Regions from separate parts of the Homo sapiens genome. Here all the other regions are linked to region 3. A link is a contact called in ENCODE Hi-C or POLR2A ChIA-PET data. All regions are on one chromosome and are shown on one strand. The core of a region is the stretch at or near the end of the contact, and the rest is flanking DNA. Distances in the headings are between cores, read along the strand shown.

What was found. A loop is a pair of places that touch in the nucleus more often than their neighbours do. ChIA-PET counts read pairs that join two places held with the same protein, here RNA polymerase II (POLR2A). Pooled maps may share reads with other maps.
Region 1: a loop to region 3 is called in a map of PC-3, with 4 times the contacts of the local background. The contact joins the promoter of ZNF503 here to the promoter of KAT6B in region 3. A Hi-C loop is called at or near these places in 1 of 168 maps with a recorded cell type or tissue (PC-3), 1 of 37 single-sample maps with no recorded cell type and 9 of 50 pooled maps.
Region 2: a loop to region 3 is called in a map of CD8-positive, alpha-beta T cell, with 26 times the contacts of the local background. The contact joins the promoter of CAMK2G here to the promoter of KAT6B in region 3. A Hi-C loop is called at or near these places in 4 of 168 maps with a recorded cell type or tissue (CD4-positive, alpha-beta T cell and CD8-positive, alpha-beta T cell), 1 of 37 single-sample maps with no recorded cell type and 17 of 50 pooled maps. POLR2A ChIA-PET finds 5 or more read pairs at or near these places in 1 of 52 experiments (AG04449).
Region 4: a loop to region 3 is called in a map of CD8-positive, alpha-beta T cell, with 19 times the contacts of the local background. The contact joins the promoter of VCL here to the promoter of KAT6B in region 3. A Hi-C loop is called at or near these places in 4 of 168 maps with a recorded cell type or tissue (CD4-positive, alpha-beta memory T cell, CD8-positive, alpha-beta T cell and naive thymus-derived CD4-positive, alpha-beta T cell), 1 of 37 single-sample maps with no recorded cell type and 15 of 50 pooled maps. POLR2A ChIA-PET finds 5 or more read pairs at or near these places in 2 of 52 experiments (Caco-2 and PC-3).

What each region holds. Positions count from the first base shown.
Region 1 is chr10:75,400,460-75,403,159 of GRCh38, forward strand. It overlaps ZNF503 (zinc finger protein 503), which reads right to left and starts at 1,305. Exons shown (of 2, transcript NM_032772.6): 1 at 646-1,305. The coding sequence starts at 960. ZNF503-AS2 (ZNF503 antisense RNA 2) reads left to right here and starts at 1,069. Exons shown (of 2, transcript NR_024421.1): 1 at 1,069-1,802. RefSeq lists an enhancer at 307-807.
Region 2 is chr10:73,873,292-73,875,991 of GRCh38, forward strand. It overlaps CAMK2G (calcium/calmodulin dependent protein kinase II gamma), which reads right to left and starts at 1,264. Exons shown (of 23, transcript NM_001367534.1): 1 at 1,106-1,264. The coding sequence starts at 1,170. RefSeq lists silencers at 657-716, 977-1,146, 1,207-1,366, 1,377-1,656 and an enhancer at 1,877-1,986.
Region 3 is chr10:74,825,305-74,828,004 of GRCh38, forward strand. It overlaps KAT6B (lysine acetyltransferase 6B), which reads left to right and starts at 1,296. Exons shown (of 18, transcript NM_012330.4): 1 at 1,296-1,481. RefSeq lists enhancers at 1-374, 375-1,146 and silencers at 1-151, 262-361, 472-671, 1,362-1,761.
Region 4 is chr10:73,996,708-73,999,407 of GRCh38, forward strand. VCL (vinculin) reads left to right here and starts at 1,409. Exons shown (of 22, transcript NM_014000.3): 1 at 1,409-1,668. The coding sequence starts at 1,501. RefSeq lists silencers at 1,018-1,377, 1,708-1,757 and enhancers at 1,438-1,637, 1,710-2,361.

The sequences.
Region 1 (2,700 bases), core at 55-2,554, 580 kb after region 3:
CCTCTCCGCAACAGCCCACGAAGATCCTCCCAGCCCCAAGGCGCAATTCTAGGCGGCACCCCCTCTTCAACACCCACTCACAAACATTCTCGCCGTTGGGAAAGGCAGCAGATTGCTCCCCCCGCCCAACCACCACCCCCAGCAGCATCTTTCCTGCCCTCTCTGAGCGCTAACTAGATTTTTAAAGAGCAAAATGTTTTGGTTTTCGGTTCCTAGACCCAGAACTGTACCCCCTCCCCACAAACACTCCTTAATTCTTCAGAGTAAGGGCTCGGGCGGCTGGCGCCTCAGAGGCTGTGTGCACACACTGGCTTCTGCGGATACGAAGGACGGCGACTTTGGAACCGTATTTCAGACCTCCGCCTGCCTTCGGTGCCGAGTGAAGGGGCCTGGGTCGGGGTAGGGGCTTTCATATCGAAAGGAGAAACAAGTATTGGCAGCCTTGCTCCCTAGCATGCACGCCCCATTCCACTTCCTCCCCCTTTTCCGCCCTAGTTTTGAGGTACGGAAGCAGTAGCCTCTTCCCCCATTCGGGAGCTGAATCACTCCGACCCCCCCACCTCCGCCCAGATCCCGAGAAAAAGAAAGCCCTAGGGTGGCAGCCAGGGTAGTGGTCCCAGTGCGATCCAGAGAGAGGGTCCTTACCTCGATGGGGCTGACCGGCGTGGAAGGCAGGGGCTGCAGGTACTCGGGGTGCAAAATGTGGCCAGTTCGTGCCGTCAGCATCTTCAGCACCTTGATTGGCAGGCGGTTGGCCTGGCGCAGGGGGTCAGAGGGGGGCACGGCGTGCACAAAAGGCTTGGTGCTGCCGGCCGGGGACGAGCCTGGGCCGGGGCCGGAGCTATTTCCAGAGAGCGCGCTGGTCCAGGCAGGGTCTGCACCGCCGCCTCCGCCTCCGCCGCCGCCGCCGCCGCTGTGCTTACTGCTTCTTAGGGCAGAAAGCGAGGGCGCTGTGCTCATGACCCACCCGCGCGCATGGGAGCAGCGGGGGGGAGGGCTCCGGGAGGCGCGGGGCGGGCTCGGGGCTGCGCGCTCGCCCCGGGAGCAGGAGCAGCGGGAGGAGGAGGAGCTGGCGCGGCGGCCACGGGCGCCCAGCGCGCCTTCTCGGCGCCTGGAGCCAGACGCGAGTAATCCTGGGTGGCCCGCAGCGGAGCCGTGGCCGGGCTAGAGGAGCCGGCTGGACTGCGGGAGTGCCGGGCGGCTCGCGGTGTCCGCCTCGGGCTGCTCCCCTGCGCTGCGTTCTCGCGGCCCCGCGCCGGCGCTGCGCTCTGCGATGCGAGCCGCTGCGTGTCCAGCCGGGGCTCTGGCGAGGAAACTCACTTCAAAAGCAGCTGCACCAAGGGGGAGATTAAAGCCTTTGCCGCCTTCCAATCAAATGGGAGCCCGAGGTGATTGGAGGGTCAAGGGGATGTGACGCGTCCCGCGCCGCCGCCGCCGCCGCTGCCAGGACTCTCAGTGCCGGTTTTAATGGGCAGCTCCCTCTTCGCCGCCCCCCTGTGTGTCCCCTCCCTCGATTTCGCTGGGAGGACGAGATGGACATTTATTCTACGTTTGCCATCCGCCGCCTCCCTCTTTTTTCCTCCTCGTCGTTCTTCCTTTCCCCAGCTCGAAAATAAACTGAAACCTTCTTTTGAAGGGGGGTGCGCGTGAGGAACAGACTGCGGGGGGTGTCCAGAAGGAGCACCGGTGGGAGTGTGGACACCGGCCGGACTGTCAACTCCAGGGGCGAAGGGAACCTGCACACCCAGTGTTTTTTCCTTCGCAGTAATCGAGATCCCGCGCGGCGCAGCGCAGCCACCAGGGTAAGAAGGCAAGGTGGGGAGCCGGAGCTGGAAGAAGCCCGCCCGCCCGCTCTAATTTCCTCAGATTCCGCGGCGGAGAAACCAGAAGCTAGATGGGCAGTCGCAGCGGCGGCGGCTCAACACCGCGAGGAGCGCTGGGCTCTCCGCCCTTCCCGGCCACGTGACGCCCGGGGACGCGTAGATTGGGGCAGCAGCGGGGGTCACATGTTTCCTCTGTTTCACCCTCAGTCTGTCCCCCAACCCCCCATTCTTACTCTCCCACCCTGTTTTCCTCCCTCCCCCCCTTCTTTGGGCATCTCCACCCCTCCATCAATTGTCAATGTTCCTCGACCGCAATCAATCAGTTATTTGTCAGCTCTTGTCAATCCTCCCGTGATTTATGTCAGCTTTTGTTGCTGATTACAAGGCGGGTGCGACTTGAAGGGAAAAAGAGAGAGGGAGAGAGAGACGGAGAGGAAGGAGGAGATTGAGAGGGAACTGGAGGAGGGGAAAAGAGGAGCGGCCTCCTGGGATGGGGGTGGGGTGGGGGCTCTAAGAAAAAGAATGAAAGAGGCGCACGGTGTCAGGAAAATGAATAGCGAGAGTAAAGTGCGCAGGTGCGCCCAGGGCGCCGAGAGGGGCGCGCAGGCCTGGAGTGTGCGCCTGCCCTCTCGGTGTCGGAGAGACGCCCTTCCACCTCTGGGAGCCTCGGTCTGTTGGGGTCGCGGAGTTCGGGCGCGGCTCCGGGTACCCGAGACCAGCGGCGGCAACTTCTAACACGGGAGATTTCCCGCCACCCCACCCCGCCGCCGCGAGTCCTCGCGGGGCGTGTTGCGTGCGGAGGTCAGGCTGCCACCCTCTGTAGTTCCCTAACCCCAAACTCGGAGACTTCTAAGAGCCACACCACCAAGGAACTTCT
Region 2 (2,700 bases), core at 14-2,513, 950 kb before region 3:
GCCGCGCTCCCACCCCCTCATCCAGTCCCTGGGCAAGGCAACAGCCTCCACCTCAGGCTGCACATCAGGAGCGGGTGGGCGATGCTGAAAACACACACCTGCTGCATCTCAGACAGCCCTGCGGTCCCGGCCAAGAGAACCAGGGCAGAAGGGAGCAGAGAGACCCTGCCCTTCTCTCAGCAGGAACAGTTGAAGGTCGGGGAAGGAAAGATTAAAAAGAGGGTATCATCCCCTGAAAGAGAAATCTCCCTCAACCATGGGGCAAAGTGAGGCTCAAACCCCCCCACAGCCGGTTTCATCTCACTGCATCCCGGCTCAACTGACAGCAAGGGAAGAGAGGACACAGTCAGACATCAAGAACTCCCCTTCCCATGCTATTTTCCTTGACGTCCCCGTCAAACGGGAGCTCGCACTCTGAGCTCTGGAAACGTCTGGGGGGGCGGGCGGGGCGGGGGCTGCAGTGGCCGGGCTCGGCGCCGCGGGTGGGGGTGGGGGGCCGGGGCTGCTGCAGCGGCCAGCTCAGTGCGGAGGGGAGGGGGATGCTGAGGCTGCGGCGCGGCTCCCGGGACCACTGCAGGGGTGGGGGGAGGGGACGGGGGTGCCGCAGCACTGCCCAGCCGCGGGGCTGGGAGCCTGGAGCGGCACCCGCGGGGGGCGGGGCCGGGCGCCAAACAGCCCCCCCACGCCCGGGCTCCGCAGCAGAGCTAGGGCTGCAGGGCTGGGGAGGGTCCTGAGTGCGAGGCGCGTGGGACCTGGGTTCAGGGTGCGGAGTGAGCAACCGGGCAGCGTTGGGAGGTGGTCGGGAGGGGGGCGCCTGAAGGGTGCGGAGGGGCGGGGCTGGAGGGCACCCGGGAGCGGTCCGGGGTCTGCGGTGTCCGCGGCGGCGCGTGGGGAGCAGCGGCCCCGCCAGTTGCTGCAGGGCGCGGAGGGGGATGCGGGGCAGTGCGCGGGGGGCGCGGGGACCGAAGGCGGCGGGCGGGAAAGGCGGGGGTGGGGCGGCCGAGGGGGAGCCGCAGCGGCCGGTGCAGGGCCGGGGGGCGGGGCGAGAAGCCGCATAGCTCCCGGGCGGCAGGGCAGGCAGGGGACCGCGGCGGGCGGGCCGTACTTGCCAAGCTCCTCGAAGAGCTGGTAGTCGTCGGTGAAACGGGTGCAGGTGGCGGTGGTGGCCATGCTGGCGGGCGGGCGGACGCGGCGGTGCAGCCCGCGCCGACGTCGGTGCACAGTCACCGCCGCCCGGCCGAGGGAGCAAGAGGAGGAGACGGGGCTGAGCCCGGCAGCACCGCGAGACTTTACCGGGGAGAGCGAGGGAGGGAGGGACACCCCCGCGCCGCCCGCCCCGCCCCGCCCCCAGGCCCCGCCAGTCCCCCCCCCCGCCCGGCCCCCGGCCCGCCCCCGGGGAGGGGCCTCCCGCCGCCGGCCCCGCCCCGCCCCGGAGCCGCCCTCGCTGGGCCAGGCGCGCGGGGCAGCCGAGGGGAGGGGGTCCCCGCTCCGGGCCACCTGTCTGGGCAGACGGAGCTGGAAGGTTCGCGACTTATGGGCTTGTCCCGGGGCGGACCCCGCGCGGGCTCGGGAACGTGCATGCGAGGGTGCATGTGTTAGGAGTGTAGGAGTCTGGACCACTGACCTCTCTGGACGGGTCCTACACGCGGGTCCCGAGCCCCCAACCGGGCTCCTAGCACGTGGGGAGAGAGCCAAGGTCAAGGAGCCTGTGCCAGGCTGCACGCCCGGGAGGCGCCCCCAGCCTGCGCAGAGCCAGCTGCCAGCCGCCTTCCCTCTGGGAGCTGACAGTCTAGACTTGCGCAAGCACCAGGGCCATTATTAGAAAGAAACCCTTCAGGCGCGGGTTGATCAGGGAGACCAGGCCAGGGGCAAGGATACAGGTAGGACTCTGCCTTCCTGCACCATAACTGCAGAGATGAAAGAGTATTCTCTATCCGGCCAGAAATGAAAGGGGTGAAGTAGGAAGACTTGAAAAGGCTTTGTGCAGTGGGGGCTAGAAGAGAAAGTGGAAGAAAGGGGAAATCCCCATTTTCTTGCAAGGCACCCTCGTACTTTTATTTTCTGGCACCTACCACATTTTGTAGTGATGCATTGACTGGTATAAGGGGCAGTAGAGCTATCTCATAGCTGTCTAAGCGTGAACTTGCATCAAACTGCCTGGATTGGATTTCTAGGCAACTCACTGATCAGCTCTGTGACCTGGGGTAAGTCACTGAATCTTTTTTTTGAGACGGAGTCTTGCGCTGTTGCCCGGGCTGGAGTGCAGTGGTGCGATCTTGGCTCACTGCAGCCTCCACCTCCTGGGTTCAAGCGATTCTCCTGCCTCAGCCTCCCGAGTAGCTGGGATTATGGGCGCGCGCCACCACGCTCGGCTAATTTTTTTGTATTTTTAGTACAGACGGGGCTTCATTATGTTGTAGTAATGAAGTATGTATGTAGTACATACATGAAGTAATGAAGTATGTATGTAGTACAGAGGTGGCTTCATGAGCCACCTCGCCCGGCTGGGAACAATAATATTACCTACCTCATAGGCCTGTCAGCATTAAATGGTCTAAGGCACTTAGAATAGTACTTGGTGCCTAATTAGAACTACATTTGCTGGGCCGGGCGTGGTGGCTCATACCTGTAATCCCAGCACTTTGGGAGGCTGAGGCGGGTGGATCATGAGGTCAGGAGTTCGAGACCAGCCTGGCCAAC
Region 3 (2,700 bases), core at 46-2,545:
CAGCGTCTCCGCCCTCCCCCGAGGGCGGCGAGAGGAGCCCCCCGGGGCGGAGGCAGGTACCCCCGGGGCGGAGACTGGGGCGGGCGGGGTCCGGGCTGCGCCCCCGGCCAGGCCGGGCGGGCTGGCGGGCGGCGCGGGGGGAGCGGGGCTGGGCGGCGCTGCCTCGGGCTCTGTGCGCTGCAGCCCGGAGCCGAGGAGGAGGAGGCGGAGGAGGAGAAGGAGGCGGCGGCGGTGGGTCCCGGGCGGGGGGAGCGCGGCGCTGCGGACCCGGGCGGCTGGCAAAGGACGAGGCGGAGGCTGAGGAAGGCAGCGGGGAGACCCAGGCTGCAGCAACAAAGGGCAGCGAGCGATTGGCCGGGCTGCAGGCGAGGTTAGCCGGGGACCCGGGTGGCCGGAGGCAGCGGCGAGCGGTGCACGTGCTTGCAGACACGGGCGAGTGTGGAGCCGGGGGGTGCACGCCCGGTGGGTAGGGGCTTGCTCCCCCGAGGCATGGGATGGCGAGGAGGCTGCAGCGACATCGTTCTGCCTGCACCCGGCCTGGGGCTGGCAGGGTAGGGGTGTGTTGGGGGGGGAAGGATGCGAGCCAGGGGGCGGGCGAGTAGTCGCCCGGGACGGGACGGGACGGGAGAGAGGGTGGAGGAGGGGGCGGGATGGAACGCTCCGGGCGGCGCGCCCGTCCGCACACTCCACCGAAGGAGCTGGCGACTGAGAACCTCGAATTTTAACTTCGCGTGCCCGCCCGCGCGCGCCCGCCCGCGCCCACCCCTAAATCCTGCGGCCGCCGCCAGCGATCAGCTCTCACACAAACTTTAGCTGCGGGCTAGGGGGTTTGGGGTTGAGTGGGGGAGGGGAGAGGGAAAAGGCCTCCTGATTGGCGTCGTCTGCAGCCAATAAGGCTACGCTCCTCTGCTGCGAGTAGACCCAATCCTTTCCTAGAGGTGGAGGGGGCGGGTAGGTGGAAGTAGAGGTGGCGCGGTATCTAGGAGAGAGAAAAAGGGCTGGACCAATAGGTGCCCGGAAGAGGCGGACCCAGCGGTCTGTTGATTGGTATTGGCAGTGGACCCTCCCCCGGGGTGGTGCCGGAGGGGGGGATGATGGGTCGAGGGGTGTGTTTATGTGGAAGCGAGATGACCGGCAGGAACCTGCCCCAATGGGCTGCAGAGTGGTTAGTGAGTGGGTGACAGACAGACCCGTAGGCCAACGGGTGGCCTTAAGTGTCTTTGGTCTCCTCCAATGGAGCAGCGGCGGGGCGGGACCGCGACTCGGGTTTAATGAGACTCCATTGGGCTGTAATCAGTGTCATGTCGGATTCATGTCAACGACAACAACAGGGGGACACAAAATGGCGGCGGCTTAGCTCCTACCCCTGGCGGCGGCGGCAGCGGTGGCGGAGGCGACGGCACCTCCTCCAGGCGGCAGCCGCAGTTTCTCAGGCAGCGGCAGCGCCCCCGGCAGGCGCGGTGGCGGTGGCGCGCAGCCAGGTCTGTCACCCACCCCGCGCGTTCCCAGGGGGAGGAGACTGGGCGGGAGGGGGGAACAGACGGGGGGGGATTCAGGGGCTTGCGACGCCCCTCCCACAGGCCTCTGCGCGAGGGTCACCGCGGGGCCGCTCGGGGTCAGGCTGCCCCTGAGCGTGACGGTAGGGGGCGGGGGAAAGGGGAGGAGGGACAGGCCCCGCCCCTCGGCAGGGCTCTAGGGCAAGGGGGCGGGGCTCGAGGGCGGAGGGGGGCGGGGCGGGATCGGGTGGGGGCGGGGTTCGGGGAGTCGGAAGGCGGGGGCTGAGAGGGAATTTCTGAGTGGGAGTGAACTGGTAGGAGCGGTGGGGGGCCGGCGAGGGTGTGAGGAAGACTAGTGAGGGTTGGGTGGGAGGAGAAGCTGAAGGTGTAGAAGCAGGTGCAGAGGGAGAGTTAGGGAGGGATGCAATTTGAGAGAAGTGGAAGGCGGACCGAGGGGTGTGTGAGGGCAGGTGAGATGATACCGAAGGCGAGATTGCAGTTGTCTGGGCGCAGAGTAGGTGGGTTTGGGTGTGGTGGATGTGGAGTAGAGTTGAAGCGGTGCAGAGTGTTGGGTTTGGGGAGGCGTTGAGGGGTTTGGGGAGGCATTGAGGCGCATGTGAGGAGCAGGTACGATTGCAGTGATGGGAAAGAGGTATCTGGGTGGATCGCATGTTGGAATAAGAAGGAGGTTTGCTAGCTTTGGGGTATGAAGTATTTTTTAAAAACGTGGAAGGATGGGATGGTTGTGCTTGGGAGAGTTTCTGAAAGATGATGCTAAGACAGCAGAGCAAACTTAAATATGAAGGAAGGGGAGAGAGGCTGCTTAGAACTTGCAAAATCTGTGGCAGAAAATCTCCTGGGGACAAGGGATTGGTAGGGGTGGGACAAGGCGGCAGGTGTGAAGAAAGTGGGTGGAGCTGTACAGTAATTTTCGGTGAATGTGATTTGGTGGACTGTGCCAGGGGTGAGGATGGGGCAGAGAAAGGTGTTAGTTTGGGAGACAAGTTGTTTGATAGGCTGTATTTATTATTTTTTATAAAAATGAGAAAAGGGTCTCACTATGTTGCCCAGGCTGGTCTCGAACTCCTGGCCTCAAGTGATCTGCCCACCTCTGCCTGACTGATGGGATTACAGACGTGAGCTATGGCGACCCGTGATACGCTGGATTCATTATGTTAAACTTGATCTGGAGTCTTCAAGGGAG
Region 4 (2,700 bases), core at 159-2,658, 830 kb before region 3:
GTTTACCTCAGAATGGGAAAGCTTGGGCAAAAGCGAATTTGAAGTAAGTAAGACGTTTGGAAGATGTCTTTTTTTTTTTTTTTTTTTTTTTGAGACAGAGTCTTGCTCTGTCGCCCAGGATGGAGTGTAGTGGCGCGATCTCCGCTCACTGCAAGCTCCGCCTCCCGGGTTCACGCCATTGTCCTGCCTCAGCCTCATGAGTAACTGGGACTACAGGCGCCCGCCACCACGCCTGGCTATTTTTTTTGTATTTTTAGTAGATACGGGGTTTCACCGTGTTAGACAGGATGGCCTAGATCTCCTGACCTCGTGATCCGCCCGCCTCAGCCTCCCAAAGTGCTGGGATTACAGGCGTGAGCCATCGCGCCCGGCCTGGAAGATGTCTTATACAAAGCGTGAGGGAACTGGATAATTTGGTCTTACCTATCAAAATATAAAATGCATATACTTTTGCGTTTTTCTCTTTCCTGGTAGGCATTTGCGCTAGATAAATACACAGATGCACAGCACAGGGGTAAGTACAATTCATGCAGAATTGTTTTTTAATAGTGAAAACCAGGACCCAACCCAAGTCCATGAGTAGGAAATTGGTTCTGTAAATAGTTTTATTTCATGCAATGGAATATCATGCAGTCATTAAGAAGAATGAGGTAGACCTCTACCAGCAGTGAAAGATAAGGGCATTTTAATCAAGGGCAATCATACCTAGTTCCAGGAAAATGTTTATTAATCTCATTTAGTTAGAAAATATATATGTAGAAGTGAATCTATAGACAAGTCTAGAAGGCTACACACCCAGCTGTTAAACAGAATGTCTTTGAGGAGGGCAGGGGGCGGAGTCTGCGTTTACGTGAATGGGACGCTGCTGTTTCTCAGTGCACCTCTGCTGTTTGAATCTTTTACTAAAAACCTTCCCATGCATTGCTGGGAGGGAATGGAAGGAGTATTTTGAGGGTTTCGTGTGAAGGGAAAAGTTGAGGAGGGGACGTGGGAGACCCCTTGGTCTCATCAAACTCTAGCGCCGCTTGAGGTGAGGAGACCCCGCCCCGCTGAGGTGATTCTGCAGAGGGGCGGAGCCCCCCAGATCCGAGGCGGGAGGCGGCCCGGGGGCGGGACCAGCCGGCTCCAGCGGCCCGCTCCGCTCCCACCATGCCCTTATAAGGAGCGCCCGGCGTTAGGGCTCGGGAATCCGGTAGCAATCCCGGCGGCTCAGCCCCAATCCCAGGCCCCTCCCTTAGGAATGGGGGAGGGGCGGGGTTTGGCGGCGCGGTGGCTGGGGCGGAGCATCTCGAAAAGGGACCAGTAGGAGTGGCGGCCCAGGTCTGAGCTGCGCTGCCATTGGGCGCGGCGACGAGAGGGGGCGGGGAGCCCGTGAGGCTGGTTACGCCGAGGGAAGCCCCGACTCCGTAGTCGCTGCACAGTCTGTCTCTTCGCCGGTTCCCGGCCCCGTGGATCCTACTTCTCTGTCGCCCGCGGTTCGCCGCCCCGCTCGCCGCCGCGATGCCAGTGTTTCATACGCGCACGATCGAGAGCATCCTGGAGCCGGTGGCACAGCAGATCTCCCACCTGGTGATAATGCACGAGGAGGGCGAGGTGGACGGCAAAGCCATTCCTGACCTCACCGCGCCCGTGGCCGCCGTGCAGGCGGCCGTCAGCAACCTCGTCCGGGTGAGCGCGCAGGGCCTGGCGCGGGAGCGGGCGCGGGAGGTATCCCCGGGGCCCCGGCCCGCGTCGCGGCTGCCTGTGGCCGGCTCGCTGGCCGTGGCTTTCCGCGTGGGTTCCGGAGCCAGGCGCCGAGGGTTCGAATGGCCTCTTCTCCGCCCTGTGACCTTGAGCGAGTCCTGAGCCTCTCCGGGCCTCAGTGTCCTCATCTATAAAATGGGAGCAGTCATGAAAAAGGCTGCCTTGCGGGCTTGTCGTGAAGATATGGCGAGGTATTATTCGTGGAGTGCCTCGCGCGGCGTGTGGCCCACAGCAGACACCCAATAAATGAGAGTTGCTGGGATGTCCGAGGGTCCCTGCCCCGCGCAGGCTTCGCCCCCACGTTGACTTCCTCGCTCTCAGCGCCTTTTAGGCCTCCTCGATCTGGCTGTGCGGGGGAGGGAGAGCGGGCCTTCCCACGGATCCCTTGCCTTCTCTTCTAGGGATCCTTATTTGAGCCACGTTGTCCTCCTTTCTAATACTTCTGCCCCTCACCCTGAGACCCGCCTCGCCCACCCCCGCTCCCCAGAGCTCCCTGTATTCCGCCCTTTTATTCACTTGCCTCACTCTCTGTCGCCTCCTCCTCCCTCCTGGGCATTTTACTTATGCTCACTCCTCTGGCACTCTCACACCTTTATGCAGTCATTCGTGACCACAAGCCCGGTTTTTCCTTCCGCTCAGCCCTGCTGCCCTTCCTTTCATTCCCTCCTGTGGACATTTTCACCTGGCGTTACCTGCTGTCAAACGGCCTCCTCCCACTGGGGCCTTTCTAGACTCGGGGGCCCTCCTTGGCCCCTCCTCCTGGCAGGAAGCAAGATGGAGCTGTTGGGAGAGGCCTGTGGAATCTGGGATCTGCCGCCCCTGCCGGAGAGAAGGCTGGGGCATCCGCTCCCCATCCACAACTTTCCTGGTGGCTCTGCAGACCCCTGTAACCCACAGCTGTGACTCATAACCGAGGTGATTCCTGGAGGAGGTGGAGCCCACGTCTGAAATGGGAAA